Linked DNA regions of Homo sapiens: regions 2 and 3 are each linked to region 1. Evidence: chromatin loops called from intact Hi-C (ENCODE). Cell type or tissue: heart left ventricle. All regions are shown on one strand. Each heading gives the region's core, and the rest is flanking DNA. Links, peaks and the distances in the headings are about the cores only. Region 1 has its middle 33 kb from the start of ETV4. Region 2 overlaps MEOX1 (mesenchyme homeobox 1). Region 3 has its middle 27 kb from the start of MEOX1.

Region 1 (5,272 bases), core at 77-5,076:
CTTTATCTGGGACTCCTGACAGTTTATTCATGAAACACGCATTTGCCATACTGCTCTTCCCTTAGCTTCATTCACATCCTTGGCTTGGGTTTGGGGGGTAGTGGGAATTACTTGGGGGCTCCAGAGTCCTTGGTTCAGTCTTTGCATCTCTGTTTTCAGTGGAGCTAGTGGGACCCAAAAAGGTTTACATGATTACCTGAGATAAATTGTGGGATCCCAGAGTCCCCAAGATCTTGACTCTATATCCACACCTCACTTAACGGTTTATCAGTATCCTAGTGACAGAGGCGATGAGAAACCCATGATCTCCCCTCCACCACCCCCTCCCCAGCAATAGCTTGTTATTCCCTTAAGTCCAGGGTGAATGGGTGGGGTGGGCTGGGCTGGTTTGTCTGCTTAGTCCCAGGATTAGGAGGACCCCGTCTGGCTGTGTTTGTTAAGGAGGCAGCCTGAAGTGCATTTGGCTTCTGCTACATGTCAGGAACTAGGTGAGTGCTAATCTCCTGACCCTCGTTGAGTAACTGGGAGAAGATTACACCCAACTCCCAGCTGAGGACGTTGAGGCTCAGAGGGGTGAAGTAGCTCATCCAGGACTTCCTGATGCTGAGCCTCTTCTCTTAAGGAGTTGGCCCAATAGGGTGAGGAGGGATGAGATGGCCCACCTTTATGATCTGTGTCCTCAGACCAGCTTCTTTGTCCTGCCACAGAAAGCCCCCTATGAATAGAACCTTCTTTGCACAAACTCCTTGCCTCCTGCCACTTCACCCCCTCCCCATTGCAGCTTCCCACGAGTTCCTTTCCAGAGCCGTCGCTTGCTGAATGGGTTGCTAGTGGAAATGTGGTTTTCAAATTTGGGAAATCTCCATTAAGTCCTTTTATTTAAGGAGGATGTCATTATCGCGCCTCCCTGAGGACTATTACGGTTCTATTAGGCAAGGCCGCAGACTTCCTAGGTACTGTCTGGGGTCTGATTCCTGGGCAGGAAAATGCAAGACAGGAAGAAGGGGAGGGGGGTTCAGAGAGAGAACAGAGGCTGGGGAGGGGAAGCAGAAAGAAGAAAGGAGGAGAAAGAATGAAAGAGAATGCGGGAGGGAAAGAGAAAGGAGTGAGGAAGTGACAGAGGGAGAGGCAAAGAGCCCCTCACCCCCCAGGCAGAGGAGAGAGGGCAGAGGAGACCCTGGGCCACTTGGCCATCCGACAGTCTAGAGGATTTACAATGAAACTGGACGCGAGCTGCCCGGAACTGGCTTCTCTCTTTCATTAGAGACAGGGGATCCTGGGGAGTTCTTCATGCCTTCCGGCTGCCAGCCCACCTTGGGGCCTCCACGTTCAGATTTGGGAGAGGCCTCAGTGAGGGCTGGGAGGGAGGAAGAGGATGCCCAGGGAGGGTGGTTCTGGAAACTAGGTCTGAGCTCAGTTGGCCCAGAAGGGTGTTGGCCTGCCTGACCACTCTGGTGAACATAATGTTTTCCCATTCTCTGCTGCCCCCTCTAGAAGGCAAGCTCCAGAAAAGCAGACCTTCTCTCTGTTCTGTGTTCTCTCTGCTCCCAGTCACTAGAACAGTGCCAGACGCATAGTAGGTGTTCCATAAGTGTTTGTGGAGAGAATAGTAAATAATAGAAGTGGAAACAATTCCACTGCTTCCCCATCCTCTCCCTTGCTGCATTCAGAGCAAAGGTGGATGGACCTCCTCTCTGTTCTCAGTAAAGGCTTGTGACCCTTTACACACACACACACACACACACACACACCCGGGCAGGAGGGTCAGGAATCGCATGGCAAGCAGCTGACACTGGCTTGGCCAAATGAGAAAGGAAAATATATATGCCCCTCCTGGGACCTTCTTGTTAGGGGGTTACCATCTGCGGGCTGCCTGCTGGAAGTGCTTTAGCCTCTGGGCAGGAAGGCTGATGTTCTGCGACAAACATCCTGGCTGGGAAATCCCCTGGCCCGTAGGTCCCTAGGGCCTGGGCAGCCTCCTTCCACGCCATCCTGCCCTCTTCAGACCTTCCCCTGGCTCCTGGGCCTGAAGCCGGGCCACCTCTCTCTGCCTCTGAGGGGCTCCCCCGTGAGAGCTAGCCCAGTGCCCCTGGGGCGTCCCCTCCCTCGGAGCTCCTGTGCTGAAGTGATTAATGAGGCAGGGACAAAGCCTTTCTTACCAGCTGTGTCAACATGCCCCTTACCCCGCGGCCCTGCTAGCTACAGGTATGGGGAAGCAGCCCCCCACCCCCACACCACTGCCCTAGGCAATTGCCTCCTCCAAGCCTGTTTGCCCCTTACCTGGGCTCTCTTCAGGGTCCCAGGCCTCCCACTGGGCCATCAGTGTCTGATGGTGATGATGATGATGATGATTTTATGATGCTTACAGCACTTGATGTTTGCTGAGAGCATGACTCTCCTTTTTCTCAGCTCCTCTTTCCAGCTGCCTGAGCCAGGGGATCAGGTGTGGCTGTCTTTGGGTGACGGGGAGCAACTGGGCTACAGTTGCTGGGACTGATACTGCCTCCTCTGTGAAGCCTTCCCTGATCACCTCTAGCAGGCTTTGTGTCTATCCCTCTCCTCCCGTCCCTTTGTGTGTGGAGCTCGTCTGTTCCCCTCACTGCTTCCTTAAGGGAGGAGATTCCTTCTCTGGGTATGCATCTTTGTACCTCATCCCTCTTTCCCCACACCTCCATTCTCAAGACAGCCTAGCACGGTGCTTGGCGCGTGCTATGTGCTATGATAAATACTTATGGAATGAACCAATGACTTGTAGATCTGGAATGATCTGGAATTCCATGGCGTAGGTCTGTGTTGTCTGTGGTTCTGCAGACTGATTACCTTGTGTTTGATCTGTCTCAGACCTGCCCAGGACCACACATCCTGCCTCTGGCCCCAGCTGGTCTTTGTGGGGTTTCTAGTGGTTGCTGCCCAAGGAACTCTGTTGGGGAGGACGGTGACCTTGTGCTGGGGAGGACGATGACCTTGTGCTGGGGAGTGGTGAGGGTGCGGTGGGGATTCAGAAAGCTGGAAGCAGCCACATGCTTTTTTTTTTTTTTTTAATGAACATTACATTTTAGAATAATGTTAGACCTATAGAAAAGCTGCAATGATAGCACATAGTTCTCATATACCCTTTACCCAGTTTCCCCTCATGGTAACATATTATGTAACTCTGGTACTTTTGTCAAAACTGAGAAATTAACGTTGGTACATTACTAGTAATTAACTCCAGTCTTCATTTGGATTCCACCAGTTTTTCCATTAATATCTTCATTCTGTTCCAGGATCTAATCCTGGATACAGCATTGTATTTAGCCTGCATGATTTTGAAGATGGTGTTTTATGTAATATGCATGCAAGTGTTGCTCTCTTCCTTATAACCTATCCGAGTTGTTTTTAGGTAAGAATAAAGGTTCTCCCTGCCAAACATTTCAGTAAAATATTGCCACCATGTTTATTTATTGTGGCTTTTTAGACTGTGCTGCATACTGCCACATGCTCTGTGGAGGGTGAAGCACCATTTTCAAAGGACAGTCTTAGGCCGGGCATGGTGGCTCACGCCTGTAATCCTACCACTTTGGGAGGCCGAGGTGGGCAGATCACTTGAGGTCAGGAGTTCGAAACCAGCTTGGCCAACATGGTGAAACCCCGTCTCTACTGAAAAAAATGCAAAAAAATTAGTCGGGCGTGGTGGCGGGTGCCTATAATCCCAGCCACTTGGGGGGCTGAGGCAGGAGAATTGCTTGAACCCAGAAGACAGAGGTCGCAGTGAGCTGAGATCTGGAGCGCCACTGCACTCCAGCCTGAGTGACAGAGCAAGACTCCATCTCCAAAAAAAAAAAAAAAAAAAAAAGACTCTAGGCATTTTTTGTATTCACAGCAGTAAAATCTCTGATTGCAGCTCTGATTTGAGCAAGAAGTAGGGATCATTGGCTAGTGTAGGGCTGGGAAGAGCAGAGGGGCAGTGGGAAAGGATGTATATTTGGGGACGATTTGAGGGGTAGAAGGTTCTCCAGGTGGGAGGCGACATGGTGTTTGAGTTGTGAGTGGAATAAATGTCCCGGGGTCCCCTGGTTCACTGGTCCCAGCTTTGTCTCTTCCTATTTGCTTATCTGTCTTTTCACGTGTATCTATTTGGTGCATCACAGTTGGTCCTGCTTTTGCTTGCATTCCTGGTAAACTGGAATAATTAGAGTTAAATTTTCAATTAGAATGTTAGCGGATGTTCTGTTAATAATAACAGTGGCGAACATTCCACCTCACTTTAAGCTTCCTGTGGAGCTAGGTCCTTGGAGTCCAGAAGGGCTGGAGGAGAAAGAAGCCGGAATACAGGAGGGGTGATGGGTCAGCTAAGGTCCCCACTCTTTGGCCTCCTCCACAGACTGGCTCCCTTTGTGGTTTGCACGTCTCTGAACAATGTCTGCTGATGTTGTCTTCCACACACACTGGCTTCTAATTCTCTCTCTCTGTTGCTTAGGCTAGTCTTGAGCTCCTGGGACCAAGGGATCCTCCTGCCTTGCCCTCCCAAAAGTGTTGAGGTTACAGGCGTGAGCCACTGCTCCTGACCCTGGTTTCTAATTATAATTGCCTCAAAAGGTTGGCAGGCTGGTGGGGCTACGGGAGGGTGTGGGAGGTATAGCACTTGGAATCTGGTTTTGGAATTCTTCCTATTTTTGAAAATATAGCCAGTGACATCTGGGAGAGTCCAGCTGAAGGCTGGAGGGCAGGGAGAGGGGACTGAAGACCTTTCCACTGTGCTGGGGACAGGACACCCTGCTGGGTGGGCCTGCGGTCCAAGGTCCAGGACACTCCCTCGGGCTTACATCCAAGGTCTCCCCAGGCCTGGCACTTACTGGAGGAGGCGGGCTCCTAAAGGCCAGCACGCAGTCAGCACACCAGGAGGGCACTGAGCATGGGCATCTCCTGAGCCCTCTGGAGAGGAGGCAACTCCTTTGATCTCTGGGTGGAGGGAGCCATGATGTGTGTAGTGGGGGCAATGGGCATTCACCACCATCTTCTTCCTAATTCTCTGCTACAGATTCTCTTCCTGATCTTCATGCAATAATCTCAAATGTCTATAAGAGGTGATCACTACCATAAGAACCCTTGAATAGTGGTTCAAAGCCTTGTCATTTCCCATCCCTAGTTGTTCCCCCAATTCAGACCATGTCATCAGGCAGTTGGCTTAGAAAGAAACATTTATTTATTTATTTATTTAGAGACAGAGTTTCGCTCTTGTTGCCCAGGCTGGATTGCAATGGTGTGATCTTGGCTCACTGCAACCTCCGCC
Region 2 (7,273 bases), core at 1,008-6,007, 67 kb after region 1:
AAACAAAAAAACCCAAAACTCCCCAGGCTATTCTCAGGTGTGGCCACAGTTGAAAACCGCTGGACTGGCTGGAGGAAGAAAAAGGAGAAGGTCCAGGGAGGGGTGGTGGGAAAGGAGGGAAGGGAGGGAGATGAGAGAGCAAAGAAGAGGAGGGGCCCACCGGGGGCGCACCTGGCGCTCAGAGAGGTCCAGGTTTACCGCAATCTCATATCTGCGGAGCCGAGTCAGGTAGTTATGATGGGCAAACTCTGCCTCCAGCTCTCGCAGCTGCTCCTTGGTGAAGGCCGTCCTCTCCTTGCGGGCTTTGCTGCTGCCCTCCGGCTTCCCTCTGTTCTCCTGGTTGTCTGGGGAGAGAGGACCCCAAACAGGAAGACATGGGCTGAGGGAGACTCCATTCCCTTTCTTTTGCCCTTGAGCAACTAGGCAGTCTTTACCAGTCTCCCTTATTTTTACAGGATGCTGAGAAAAAAGCTACACTGTCCTTTTTATTCCTTCTGGTGTCTTACCCATATTAGAATTGGGAAGATTTTTTATTTTTGGTTTCCAATCTCAGGTACCTGCCTCCCACCCTCCCCCCACCCCAAACTTTCTTTTATTCCCAAAGCATAAGAAGCTACTCTTGGCTGTTTAATGACCTCTACTCCCCAGCCCACCCCCCAGCATGACATTACTGGTGGCCATAAGCTTGAGGGGTGAGATGCTCTAAAACAAAGCCTCAAACTATGGTCCCCAGATCAGCAGCATCAGCATTACCTGAGAGCTTGTTACAAATGCAAATCCTAGCCTCATTCCAGACCTACTAAGTCAGAAACTCTGGGGATGGCACTCAGCAATCTATTTTTACAAACCCTCCAGATGCGTCTGGTGCACAGTCAAGTCCGCTGCTCTAAGACCTCACCACTCAAAGGAGTGCCTGGGTGCCAGCAGCATCAGTAGCACCAGGGAGCTGTTCAGACCTGAAGGATCTCAGGCCTGCCCCAGACCTACCTACGGAATCAGAATCTGCCCCAGAGGGCCAAGTCTGGAAAGCCATCTGGAGCCCTCTGAAGCAGGCTGCATGTTAGATTCAGCGGGGCTCAGTCATAACTGCCAACAGGGTCAGGGGACACACTCTGTGCCAGGTGCTGTACCTGACATATATTAGCCTCTTATTCCTCAATAGCCCAACCAAGTGGTTCTAGTATTAGTATCACTTTATGGACCAGAAAACGAACACAGAGAAGTTAAGCAAATTGCCCAAGTTTATTCAGCCAGGGGGTGTGGGAGACAAGAATTAAATTCAGGCGATTTGACACACACATACTGTTCAAATGAAAAGTATGTAGGGGCCAGGCGCGGTGGCTCATCCCAGCACTTTGGGAGGCCAAGGCGGGCGGATCACGAGGTCAGGAGCTCGAGACCAGCCTGGCCAACATGGCGAAACCCCCGTCTCTACTAAAAATACAAAAAATTAGCTGGGCGCGGTGGCACGCCCCTGTAATCCCAACTACTTGGGAGGCTGAGGCAGGAGAATCGCTTGAACCCAGGAGGCGGAGGCTACAGTGAGCGGAGATCACGCCATTGCACTCCAGCCTGGGCGACAGAGCAAGACTACGTCTTGAAAAAAAAATTTAGGAAGGGCTTACAAACGGTAAAGTCCTGAACAAATAAAAGGGGCTGAATGGTTATCTCTTGAGCAGACGGGTGGGAGGCAGCTCTACCTTCACTTTAATGAATGGAGGTGGTGGGTGGAGAGGAGGTGGGAAGAAGACCACACACTTACACAATTAACTCGCAATGCATGCCACGTGGCCAGGGAATGGCTGCAGGAGCCCGGGGCTCTAACATTTAAAAGACGTTTGCTTCATTAATTATCTTTTTTTTTTTTTTTTTTTTTTTGAGATGGAGTCTCGCTCTGTCGCCAAGGCTAGAGTGCAGTGGTGCGATCTCGGCTCACTGCAAGCTCCGCCTCCCGGGTTCACACCATTCTCCTGCCTCCGCCTCCCGAGTAGCTGGGACTACAGGCGCCCGCCACCACGCCCGGCAAATTTTTTTGTATTTTTAGTAGAGACGACGTTTCACTGTGATAGCCAGGATGATCTCGATCTCCTGACCTCGTGATCTGCCCGCCTTGGCCTCCCAAAGTGCTGGGATTACAGGCGTGAGCCACTGCGCCCGGTCCATTTTCCTCATTTTATAGACATGGAGGCTGTGGCTCCGAGTGAGGTGCTTTACCGAAACCTGCGGCCCAACGTCCTGCTCCCTGAAAGACCCATCTCTGCCTTGCCGGCGAGGAGTGTTGGAAGGAGGGATCTTCTGTTTTCAGAGGCCGGGTCTAAGCTACCTGGGGGACTGGGCTGGGGAATTCAGACCCCCTAGTGTAAAGCAGAGAAGCCGCCTATGCAGTCGGCTAAGCAGCCGCATTGGGAGTGGGTGGCGAGGCAGGAACCCCACATTAACCCGGCGATCCACTTTGGAGCTTTGAGCCTAGCTGGTTCCCCTCCCAGCACCCCCCTCTATTGCTTTCCACTCAATCCCTTTGTATTTCAGTTTCCCCGTCCTCCGCCTCCGCGCCCCACTGCCTTGGGCTGGGCGACTCTCTAGCAGGAGGCGCACGGTAAAGTGATTTGGGCGCCTGGCCCACCTCGCGCTGCGCGTCCGTGGCCTCCGCCGGGGGATGGAAGGGGAGTGGGTGCCACCGTTCCGGGAACTCGAGAAGGCGGGGGAGGGGCCCGATAGTCCCGGTGCCCGGGTCAGGGGTGTCGTGGCACCCTGGCCCGGGGGTCCGCGTCCGATCCGGGTTGGCCGCCCGCGGGGCGCGCCCGGGGAGCAGGGCAGGGGGCCGAGTTCCTGGCGCGGGCTGCCTGCCCGGCGGCCTCTGGCTCCAGGCCGGAGAAGGCAGGTCCAGACCCCTCCGGAAGCGGGAGCGTGGGCAGCAGGGAAGGACGCGCAGCCCCGGGCCGGGGTCCCCGAGGAGCCCTCCGGCCTTGGCCGCCGCCAGCGCCGCGCCCCCTCCTGGCAGCGGGCCGGGGAGGGTCGGTCACGAGCGGATGACGGGCTTCCCGGAGCACAGCCCGGCCCACGGGCCCGGAGAGAGGCAGGAAACCCGGGCTTAGACGACGGGCGCGGTCGGGGACTGGTTTCCCAATCTTCTCCCGTCCCGAGGCTTAGTGTTTCCCAGCCCTTCCTTTCCACGGTTGCGGGGAGTGGATAGCCCAGAGGACCGCAGAGGCTTGAATCCTGAATCTCCATGCTGGAGACTTTGAGGAAGTCACTTAGCCTCTCTGGGCGTCAGTCTCCTCATCAAGAAATTGAGGAAATTTCACCTACCTCCTAGGGTTATTGGAAGACCGAACGAGTTAATATGTGTGTGCAACATGCTATTAAAATCTAAAAGTGGCCAGGCAAGGTGGCTCACGCCTGTAATCCCAGCACTTTGGGAAGCTGAGGCGGGCGGATCACCTGAGATCGGGAGTTCGCGACCAGCCTGACCAACATGGAGAAACACCGTCTCTACTAAAAATACAAACAACAACAAAAAATTAGCTGGGCGTGGTGGCTCATGCCTGTAATCCCAGCTACTCGGGAGGCTGAGGCAGGAGAATCGTTTGAACCTGGGAGGCGGAGGTTGCGGTGAGCCGAGATTGCGCCATTGCTCTCCAGCCTGGGCAACGAGAGCAAAACTCCGTCTCAAAAAAAAGAAAAATCTAAAAGTGCTGGACAAATATATTCTCCAATTTATCAGCTCCACGAGATGCCATTGAAGGGCTGGGATAGAAACAGATGCACTTCTTGAAGGTTTCTGTGTGTGCCCAGAGGCATCTGCGGCTTTAACCTCACCACACAGCGGCCTATGAGTGGATACTGTTCTTACCCCCTTTAGCACTCTTAACATGGGTTTGTGTGATAATTTGATTAATAGCTGTCTCCCCAGGGAAACACTTTTTCTCACCCTAGCATCTAGCCATAGTTGCTTCTGTACCTGGCACAACTGACCCCTACCGCGCCCCCAACCAGTTCTGCACATAATTCTCCTAGAGAGAAGAGGAAAAAGTACTTGCTAAGTATTTGCTAAATAATCCTGTTATACAGAAGAGCCAGCCTCAGACAGGCCCAGGAAATTGCCCAGTGTGCCTGACAGCTTTTAGGTGACAGAAGGGAGATTTGAACCCAGATCCATCTGATTAGAGCCAAGGCTCTCCATATCTCCTGGCTGGCTGGCTCAGGTTGGGGCCTGGAGCTGGACCATGGCAGCTGGGCTTGTCACCCCTTCCAGAGGTCCTGGGGTCACCACCCTGTTTGCTACCCACATCTACCCTCCTCCAAGACCTGCTTAGGTGTGCACAGGTGCCCCATGATGTCCCCCAAATAACTTCCCCCACCCCAGTTCTGCAAATAGGGCAGCTGACTACTGCCAGCCAAGCTATGCCCCATCCCTGGCCACCTCTCCTCTCCTGTCTCTTATTGCCCTGATTTAGCCTCTGGGGTTCCAGTGCCGATTTCCAGCAGAGGAAACAGGAAGAAGAAGTCTGGGTTGGGAACTGACGGTCTCAGCTAACTCCCTGTGTGAACCTGGGGGCAATACCTACTAATGGTGGGTGGGATGGATATTGGCTCTGGGAGGGCGGTTGTCCCTTGTCAACTTCCCAGAGTGGGATCAACGTTCACCACTGTTGGAAATGATGAAGGGACCAGAAGTATGGGAAGCAAGCTATGAAAGTTGAAGTGGAAGTTACGCTCTCTTTGTTCTGCAACAGTATTACAAATTGCAATATATTCAGCAAGATGGAAACACTATGAGCACTTGCATGCCGTTTCTGGGAGCTGTTCGGTCACCCTGCTCATGGGCACAGTTCCTGTGCACCCTGCCACATGAAAGTAACTCATGCTGGGTGGGGCGCAGGTGGCTCAGGCCTGTAATCCCAGCACTTTGGGAGGCCGAGGCGGGCGGATCATAAGGTCAGGAGATCGAGACCATCCTGGCTAACATGGTGAAACCCCGTCTCTACTAAAAATACAAAAAATTAGCCAGGCGTGGTGGCGGGCGCCTGTAGTCCCAGCTACTGGGAAGGCTGAGGCAGGAGAATGGCATGAACCTGGGAGGCGGAGCTTGCAGTGAGCCACGAGTACCACTGCACTCCAGCCTGGGCAACAGAGAAAGACTCTGTCTCAAAAAAAAAAAAAAAAAGAAAAGAAAAAGAAACTAACTCATGCTTCCCAAGATGGTCTGTTCCCAGGATAGTACAACTTTGTTAGGGAGGCTTCCTCTCCTCTGTGGGCCTCAGTTTCCCCATGTGTAGAAGTATGGGATTGGACCGGATTCTGTTTCTGCCAGGGAGCTGGTGTCAGAATTCCTTCCTGGAACATAAGCCTTGATGCCCTACACTCCCTACTCTCTCTTCCATTGAGAACCCTTAGCCTTGATGAAGTCTGAGGCTCTTCCAACTTCACGTATTCTTGTCTCAGCTCCTAGTTCCTCCCTTCAGTCAGATCTGAGGTCTTGCTGTGTGCTCTGTTCCAAAGCCCTCCCCAGCCTTCCCACAGCTCAATGATCAGGGCTCTGCTGGGCCGTTTCTCTCTCCCTGCCTTGAGCTGTGTGGAGGGAAGTTATATATGCAGACGTGTCGGAGGACCTGTTGGTGAACCTGGGCCTTAGCACTCATAGGTGAGTGAGGCACCGAGGAAGAGCTTTTGGATCTTGGGCAAGTCCTTTAGGTTCTTGGAGCTTCAATTTCCTCATTTGCAAAGCAGGAATAGCTACACCCGCTGTGCTTATCAGGCTGAGAAGTAACAGGAGCTGGATAGCGGGCGTTAACACCTAGCACAGTGCCTGGCATGTCACTGAAGCTCTGTTCACAAGAACCATCAGAAAGAGTTCTATTGGAGATTATATCTGAGATGACTCACGGGCAGAGTTAGAGCACTATGCTCCTTAAGGCACCACATCTCCAGACCTGTGTGAAAGGGTTATCTTTTAAATGTCTGGCCTTTCAGCTTTTTTTTTTTTTTTTTTTTTTTTGAGGCTGAGTCTCACTTTGGTCACCCAGGCTGGAGATTGGTCACTGCAATGGCGGGATCTCGGCTCACCGCAACCTCTGCCTCCTGGGTTCAAGCGATTCTCCTGCCTCAGCCTCTGGAGTAGCTGGGATTATGGGTGCCTGCCGCCACACTAGGCTAATTTTTGTATTTTTAGTAGAGATGGGGTTTCTCCACGTTGGCCAGGCTCGTCTCGAACTCCTGACCTCAGGTGATCCACCTGCCTCGGCCTCCCAAAGTGCTGAGATTACAGGCATGAGCCACTGCACCTGGCCTAGGCCACTATTGCTGCAGCCTTCAGAGTTCCACAATTCCAGGCACAACAACTAGATGTGTCACATGGCAATCCACATCACTCCTGCGCTGCTTCTCTCTTGGGGGCCGCAGATGCCTCTTCCAGAACTGCGGAGGGAGGATGCTGGCCCTCAGTGGGCTGCCTCTGTGATTAGGAAGGAGTTGCCCCACCCCAGCCCCTGCATAGCCCTCACCCTCTGCTGGAGCAGGGCTGTGAGGGAACAGTCAAATGCCCAGAGAAATGCAAACGGTGTGCATGTGATTGCGGTTTCCACCATGAGCTTCCACACCATCCAGGGCAAATTATTTCATATGTAGCTGCCACATTTGGCAGGCCTTCGTAAAGTGAGCAGACAGCTTTATCAGAGCTACAGGGAGGTTCAGACAGACCCATCCCTGTCTGAACATTTCTGGAGTTCTGTACTCTACAGTCCAACTCTGAGGGCACCAGTTTACATAAATTAATATCCAAATCAGACAGGATGCCAAATGCCTCACATTCAAATAGCACTGTGCAGTTGACAAGGGATTTCTTTCCTCCAAAGAGAACTTCTTTTAGGCTTTCACAGATACTACAGAATCATAGAAAGTAGAGGTGGGAGGGACTTAGAGATGATCAATGTCACCTTTTCATTTTATAGGTGAGCTTAGAGAAGGTAAGGAACTCCTGTAAGGACACACGGCAAGTTAGGGGCAGAATTGGGCCTAGAACCCAGATTTTCTTGTTAGGAAGCTCTTTCCACCCTATTGGGCTGTCTCCTATTTTATCCTCTTAATTATTCCATTAGGTAGGTAAGGTACACATTAGCCCGTTGAACATATGAGCAATTAAGATCCAGAGACTAAATGACTTGCCCAAGGCCCCTGGGACCAGTCTAGGGCTATAGCCTCATGTCACGCTGCCCTCGGGGGAGGATGAGTATGGAGGCTGTGCCTATCTTAGGGACATTGTCTGAGTCTGGGT
Region 3 (7,273 bases), core at 1,080-6,079, 56 kb after region 1:
TCAGCGGACAGGGTGCTCAGTAATCTCCCTCCCCTTCGCCTCACACCACCACTCTCTGAATAGCTTTGTTTAGGCCCTAGGCCCCAAAGGTCCTCATCCTGGCCTGTGAAAATGAAGGGATGCTAAAGAGGGTGCCATCTTGGCCAACATTTTGTTTGGCCAGGATTTTGAGCCCTCTCCTCTGGCCATGGAGTGAGCAGATACACACACAAACTCAGAAAACACCCACACAACGCACACACCTACAGGCTCATAGATGTGTGCACACACAGGTACACACACACGCACATACACATGTGTACACATATGTGCGTACATTCACACCTCCAAGGAGCAGCCATGAGCTTCCCCAGGCTCTCAGAGCTGCGTTAAGCCCCTCAGGAGAGGAGGAAAGGAAGCTGCGTGTCATATATCATTTCTCTCCAAACAGGCAGTGTCCTCTCTGCCCAAAGCAGGGGTGGGGGTGGTCGGCGGCCATGAACTGGTCTCTGGAAGGAGCCCCTCTGGCCCATATTTCACAGACACCCCAGACGGAGCCTGCTGTCAGGAGCGCTGTCTAATTTCCTCCCGACTGCCGGCCCGGATCCCCCCAACAAAGAGGGGCATTGTGTCCTGCCCCCACCCCTGGCATCTGCTCCACAGAGATCCGGCAGGGGATGCACAGAGGGGATTTGTGGGATGAAGGCCCCGCATCCTGTGCCACAGCCCCCAGAAGGGCCACAGATTCTTGAGTAGAAAGAGCCTGGTCCTGACTGAGGGGTCCCCCCAGGCTCATGGGCCTCGGCCACTCCAGTGTCCCCACCAGCAGTCTTCTCGAGTAATAGCTTCTCCTCATGCCTGTCAGGGAAGAGGTGTGTGAACGGGAGCAGCTGAGGATGAAAGGGCATTTGAAGGGGCCCAGGCCTCCCCCACCCTCTCTTAGAAGAAACACAGCCTTCAGCACTTGGTACCGGCTTCTGGAGGGGGACTTGCCTGCTTGGCAGGCCTGCAGGGCACCTCGCTGTGGAGAAGAGACAGTTGTGCCTGGTTTTTCTGTACTCTAGATCTTTCACGGGCTGGTCATGTTGGGAAGGAAAAGTGGGGTCCTAGGGGGCAGAGCCATGGCAAGACAGGATGAAGGGAGGGTGGACGGGTCAAGCTTAACAATGGGCTGAGCGCCCTAGGGACTTCCTGGGGCCTTCACTTTCTGGTTCCTTCCTGAAGAGGCTGCTCCTCCCCAGCTGCCCCTGGGTGAAGATCTGAGCGATGCCTCCCATGGAGGGGGTGTGGGTGTGAGGGGATTGACATAGTGGCTGAATCGGTATTGTAAGATGTGCTTAGGGGCTGTCATGTGTGGCCACAGTGTGAAAAGTTCTGTTCTGGGTTAACGCATCAGAAGCAAATCTGGATCTGGCATCCTCCAAGCCCTTGACTTTCCCCACGATCCCCTACTGCCTCTCAGCAGCACTTCTTTTTTGGTATAGCTTGGCGCTTTGAAAACGTTTTGCCCATAGTATCTGTTTAACCTTTGTACTCAAGGCAGAACAAGGTATTAGAATGCTCAGTTTTTTGCAGTTGGGAAATCGGTCCAGGGAAGATGGGTGGTTTGCTAAAAGTCACGCAGCAAATGAGTAGAAAAGCAGGTACTGAAGCCTAGGCCTCCTCCGGGCTCCATGCTTGTGCTGACACTGTGTTGCAGCCTCCCTGAAGAAGCGGAAGAGCACTCTGACTAGAATCTGGGGTGTGTGTGTGTCTGTGTGTGTGTGTGTGTGAGAGAGAGAGAGAGAGAGAGAGAGAGACAGACAGACTGACAGAGGGCACTCATTCCCACTTGGAGGGCCCACTCTGAGGCAGGCACCGTGCGAGGCATTCTGTAGACCTTACCCCATTTTCCTGGGGACAGTCTGACCGTCTCCACTCACCCTACCTAGGACTTAACACATAGTTAGAACTCAAGTAATATTTTTGTGGAGTGAATGAATCAATCTAATCCTCCTATTAGCCTGTGAGTAAAATATGATCTGTACTTTGTAGGAGCATTTTTCAACAAGTGTTTATCAAGCACCACTACTTCTGCAGGCCACTGGATGAGGAAACTGAGGCTCAGAGAAGATGAATGACTCCATGCAGGCCACACAGCTAATCTGTGGCACAGCCTGTGTCGGAACTGCAATCTATCAGTGTCCAAAGATGGTGTGTGTGTGTGTGTGTGTGTGTGTGTGTGTGTACGTGGGGGTAGGGTGAGAGCCGTGTGTGTGTGTGTGTGTGTGTGTGTATGTGTGTACGTGCGGGTAGGGTGAGAGCAGTGGGGAGGGAAGGTGATAAGAAACACAGGATTTCTCTTCCTGCAATGCAGAGAATTTTTTTTTTTTTAGGAGATGGAGTCTCGCTCTGTCGCCCAGGCTGGAGTTCAGTGGCACCATCTCGGTTCTCTGCAACCTCCACCTCCTGGGTTCAAGCGATTCTCCTGCCTCAGCCTCCTGAATAGCTGGGACTACAGGCACACATCACCACGCCCAGCTAACTTTTTGTATTTTGGTAGAGGCAGGGTTTCACTGTGTTGCCCAGGCTGGTCACCCACCTCGGCCTCCCAAAGTGCTAGGATTACAGGCATGAGCCACCATGCCCAGCCAATGCAGAGAATATTTTAAAGGAAAATAACCTGAAGATATCATGGTCCCACCAGGCAGTCAGCCAGCTCAGACACAGGCCTGCAGCTCTCTAGCCAGGTGCACCGGGTGCTTTAGACAGGATTTGTGTTCCTGGAAAACTGGTTTTAAATCATTTTTTAAAACACAAATAAAACCATCCTTTACAGCCACTGGGGAAGCCTGCAGCTTGCTGGGAGGCTGCAGCAAGGTTTTTTTTACCAGGAGTAATTTTTTAGAGCCTTTGGATCTGTCCTACTGGATTTTCTCAAAGCAGGGTAAATCTGCTGGATGGTGGAGAAAGCCAACCATGAGGCTCTCGCCAAGATGAGCACAGACTCAGTGGACTTTCATCCTGGGGGTTCTCAGACCCTGGCTGAGCCTGTTCCCTTCCCACTAACGCTGGATTGAAGCCCAGCCGTGGGCCCCGGCTCTGGGGACAGGCTGGAGTCCTGAGCCAGCAGCTCCGGTTAGGAAATTAATAAAGAAAGAGAAGCTCTCGCAGCCAGGCCCACGGTGAGAGACGAGTTAGGTCATGTCTCTTTCTGTTCAATCGGATATTAGTCCCAACCCTGATGTCACCTTGAAGCTATTAAGCGTCACCCTCAGAGACGTGCGTGAGTGGCTCACAAACCTCTTATCAGGCACACTTCTGAGTCTCGCTGTTGTCAGTGGTCAGGCTCTGGAAGCTGTTTTTTTTGCCAACCATGGGTCAAAGAGGAGAGGTTTGTCCAGACTTCAGACAGAGCTCAGAGAGTGGGGGAGGGATTTGCAGAGAACCTTGGCCCCAGAGAGTTCCCTGGGGCTGTAGAAACAGGGTGACTGTTCAGTGCCCCTCTTCAAGGGCATGGCCGGCCAGACCTGGTGGTCTCTGAAGCCCTGACTGCATCAAGCCACCTAACCAGCTTCTGGACTGAGCTTCTCCTACACTGTCCACATGTCCAGCAATGGGCAGTTTTGAACCGAGAAGTCAGTGATGTCAATAGTTTAACGGTTCCTCCATCCATCCATCCATCCATCCATCCATCCATCCATCCATGTGTCCACTCATCCAATACTATCTATTGAACATGTATTATGTGCCAGGCATCATGTGGTAGCTGAGAATAAAATGGTCAGAGAAACACATCCCTTTCTCTTTCTTCCAGCTTATAAAGCAGACCATAAATGAATAAGCAAACAAAAAATAGAAGAATGACAAATTGTGGTAGTGGCCATAAAGGAACACACACAAGTTGGGAAGATAGAGAATAAAGGAACAGTCATGGCCACAGGTAGCATTAGAGAAGGGCGTGGATTTAAGATTTTTTTTTTAAGACGGAGTCTCGCTCTGTTGCCCAGGCTGGAGTGCAGTCATGATCTCAGCTCACTGCAACCTCTGCCTCCCGGGTTCAAGTGATTCTCATGGCTCAGCCTCCCAAGTAGCTGGGAATACAGATATGTGCCACCACGCCCAGCTAATTTTTGTATTTTTAGTAGAGACGGGGTTTCACCGTGTTGGCCAGACTGCTCTCGAACTCCCAACCTCAGGTGATCTGCCTGCCTCGGCCTTTCAAAGTACTGGGATTACATGTGTGAGCCACCGCGCCCAGCCGGATTTGAGATATTTTTCAAAGTGTTTCAAAAATATTCAGGTAGCCAGGGTTGGCAGCAAATAGGACTGAGAAGGGGCAGCCGGTGAGAGAAGGAACATGGTGAGAGCCCAGCACCACGATGGCCAAGAGATGACATGACTGACCAGTGCCTCACTGGTGTTGTGAGGGATTAGCAGGCACAGGCTCCTCTGTCTGGGCAGAGAATATATAGCTCTTAAGGGCAATCATTTCCACCCAATGGAAGGAAAGAAAGCCACCCACCATGGGCTTACCCAGTTACTGGAAATGTGGTTCTTTGGGGGTCTGGACAGAAAAGAGTAGATCTCTCCCTGACACTGATTCTCATCTTTGAATAGAAGAACTATCAGAAATGCACGCATCCATCTCAGGACCTGGCGCAGGCAGGTGAGCAGATTTCTGAAGGCCTGAGCCCCTCTAGGCCTTTTCCTTTGGAAATGGATTCCCTACTCGCTTGCTTCATCTCTCTCTTTTTTCATATCTCCTCACCTCTCTCAGCAGGTCAGCCACACACTCGCTCGTCCCTGATGCTCTCTCAAGGATGGAGAAAACCATTACTGAAAAGTTACTGTCTGGGAATTCTCAGTTGTTTGGATTCCTACCAAGCCACCATCTCTGGTCACACTCACTGGTTCCCATCAAGGAGTTGCCAGTGGGTGGCCTTGCTTCCTTCATGCAGCTTTGCCCTCGGGAGAAAGTGGAGGATTTTTACCAACTTGAGGAACAGCTGGTCCCAGCTACTGCTCACCCAGTGCAGGTCAATCAAACACCAACGCTGAAGAGGGAGAGGAGTGCATGGAATGTTCAAAAGAAACCAGAAACCTCTTGATTGCTGTGTGCATGTACTTTTAATTTCATGATCAAACTCTCCTCAGTGGGCTTATTAACTGGGTTTATTGGGGAAAGGAAAATTCTCACACTGAGGTTTTTTTCTGATGGTTTTAGAAATTGGTGAATGTTGCTGCCTCGTGTTAGGCATTGATCTACTATTGAAAATTAGTTTGGGCTGGGTGCAGTGACTCATGCCTGTAACCCCAGGGCCTTGGGAGGTGAGGCAGGAGGATCCCTTGAGGCCAGAAGTTCAAGACCAGCCTGGGCAACATAGTGAGACCCCCATCTCTACAAAGCCATTTAAAAATTAGCTGGGCATGGTGGCTCACACCTTTAGTCCCAGCTAGCTACTCAGGAGGCTGAGGTGGGAGGATTGCTTGAGGCTAGGAGTTTGAGGCTGCAGTGAGCCATGATCACACCACTGCACTCCAGCTTGGGAAACGAAGTCTCTTAAAAAACAAAACAAAACAAAAAAAAAACTTGGGCCATATTTATATTTAAACTTCCTGCGTGTTCCTTTAGAGTGCTCCTAGAATCCATAAGTCCTTGGGGCTCCAGGTGTGGGAGAGCACTCCAGACAGAAGGGAATGAGCCAAGGAATGGAGAAATCACATGGCCTATGGCTGTGGAATGGAAGGTGGCTTGGTCTTGCTAGAGCCCAGGATTTGTGGCGGAGGTGGTAGGTTGCGGCTGTGGAGGTGGTCAGGGGCTGGATCATGGAGACCTGTGAAGGCTCTTTATTTTGTAGGTGAGGAAAGCTACCGATAGGTTTTAAATTGGGGGTGACAGGGTTGAATTTTTTTTTGTGATCACTCTACAGGCTGAGAGGGGATGGGATTTGAGCAGCCTCAGATCAGGAGGGAGAGCTCTCAGAGGCTCTAATTCAAGTGAGACATCAGCAGCCAGAAGGAAGGCAGTGGTGGTGGGAAGACAATGCCGTGGGTGGGAGAAGTATCTATGTGGGAAGTAAAATGAGCAGGCCCAGGTAGTGGATTGGTTCGGAAAAGCAGAGGTCTGTATGACGATGTGCCCCAGGTTTCCAGTGTGAATGAACAGGTAGGTTGTGGTGTTGCCAGCTAAAGTAGAAGAATCAGAATGCAGGCAGTGGTGCTCACCCAACTGCGGGAATGGCGATTTCCCCTTCAGATATCGGAGTTTGAGATGCTTATAGTCATCCTAGGTGGCAAAGGGCAGTAGGCAGCAGAATAGAAAAGCTTAGGCACCCAGATCAGGCATAGGAAGTGTTGGCCTGGGGCCAGAATGCGTCAATTCCAAACCCAGCTTCATCACTGGAGTGGTCAGTTTTCACGAGCTCGTGACCCACAAATCCCAGTGGCTTACAGCAACAAATGTTTATATCCTCACTGACATCTGTGAAGGCTATGGGGTCAGCTTTGGCTTTGTTCCATGTTTTTCTCCTTCTGGAACCTAGGGATCCTCCATTTCAGCCTCGTACAGAGGGAAAAGAGCAGGAGTACAGCCGTGTGATGACCCGTAAAGCTTCTGCTTGGATACAGCACATATCCTTCTGCTCACATTCTATTGGCCAAAGCAGGCCACAAGGACAAGCTGATGTCAATTAGGTGAGGAAGTGTGCCCTTACCGCGGCAGGTGCATCATATGGCAATGATCAGGGAGGCATGTTCCCCAGTGGAGAGGGAAGAAGATAACCAGGCCCAATAATACAATCCACCCCAAACACTAACCACCATAAAACCTTGGGAGTTTACTCAGCTTCTCTCCGCCTTGGTTACCTCATGTGTGAAATGGGAATGACGGTAGTACTACCTCTTAGGATGGCTAAGAGAATTCACTTAGTTTGTACATGTAAAGCGGAACAGTGCTCAATATGGCGCAAACACTATGTAAATGCAGGTGAATGAAGGGGAGGGGATAGGGGTTAGTGTTCCATAGGCAAAGGGTCTCAGTTTGGGAAGATGAAAACGTTCTGGAGATGGATAGTGGCAATGGCTGCACAACAATGAGAAAATGTTTAATGCCACGGGACCGTGCACTTCAAAACGGTTAAAATGATAACTTTTATTTTATGTTAGAGTATTTTACAACAATTTAAAAAAACATAGGCCGGGCGTGGTGGCTCATGCCTGTAATCCCAGCGCTTTGGGAGGCTGAGGCGGGAGGATCACCTGAGGTCAGGAGTTTGAGACCAACCTGGCCAACATGGTGAAACCCCATCTCTAC

The links. Hi-C counts contacts between places; a loop is a spot of excess contacts. Peaks named below come from ENCODE experiments on the same cell type or tissue, not always from the same donor. Only the 100,000 strongest peaks of a DNase experiment are listed, where the experiment ranks them.
Region 2: a loop joins it to region 1, with 5 times the contacts of the local background. A loop is called at or near these places in 3 of 110 quality-filtered maps.
Region 3: a loop joins it to region 1, with 2.4 times the contacts of the local background. A loop is called at or near these places in 24 of 110 quality-filtered maps.

What each region holds. Positions count from the first base shown.
Region 1 is chr17:43,577,012-43,582,283 of GRCh38, forward strand. No RefSeq gene overlaps it. Among named protein-coding and RNA genes, the nearest start is that of ETV4, 33 kb to the left of the region's middle. RefSeq lists enhancers at 1,968-2,017, 1,998-2,615. In heart left ventricle, for the core only: no CTCF peak of the experiment used is centred there; DNase peaks (open chromatin) are centred at 2,103 and 4,810; H3K27ac peaks cover 2,756 bases.
Region 2 is chr17:43,643,317-43,650,589 of GRCh38, forward strand. MEOX1 (mesenchyme homeobox 1) reads right to left here. Exons shown (of 3, transcript NM_004527.4): 2 at 172-344. Among named protein-coding and RNA genes, the nearest start is that of MEOX1, 15 kb to the right of the region's middle. In heart left ventricle, for the core only: a CTCF peak has its summit at 2,992 (motif pointing left); a DNase peak (open chromatin) is centred at 2,925; H3K4me3 peaks cover 1,328 bases; H3K27ac peaks cover 2,507 bases; H3K27me3 peaks cover 395 bases.
Region 3 is chr17:43,631,738-43,639,010 of GRCh38, forward strand. No RefSeq gene overlaps it. Among named protein-coding and RNA genes, the nearest start is that of MEOX1, 27 kb to the right of the region's middle. In heart left ventricle, for the core only: no CTCF peak of the experiment used is centred there; a DNase peak (open chromatin) is centred at 3,064; H3K27ac peaks cover 1,170 bases.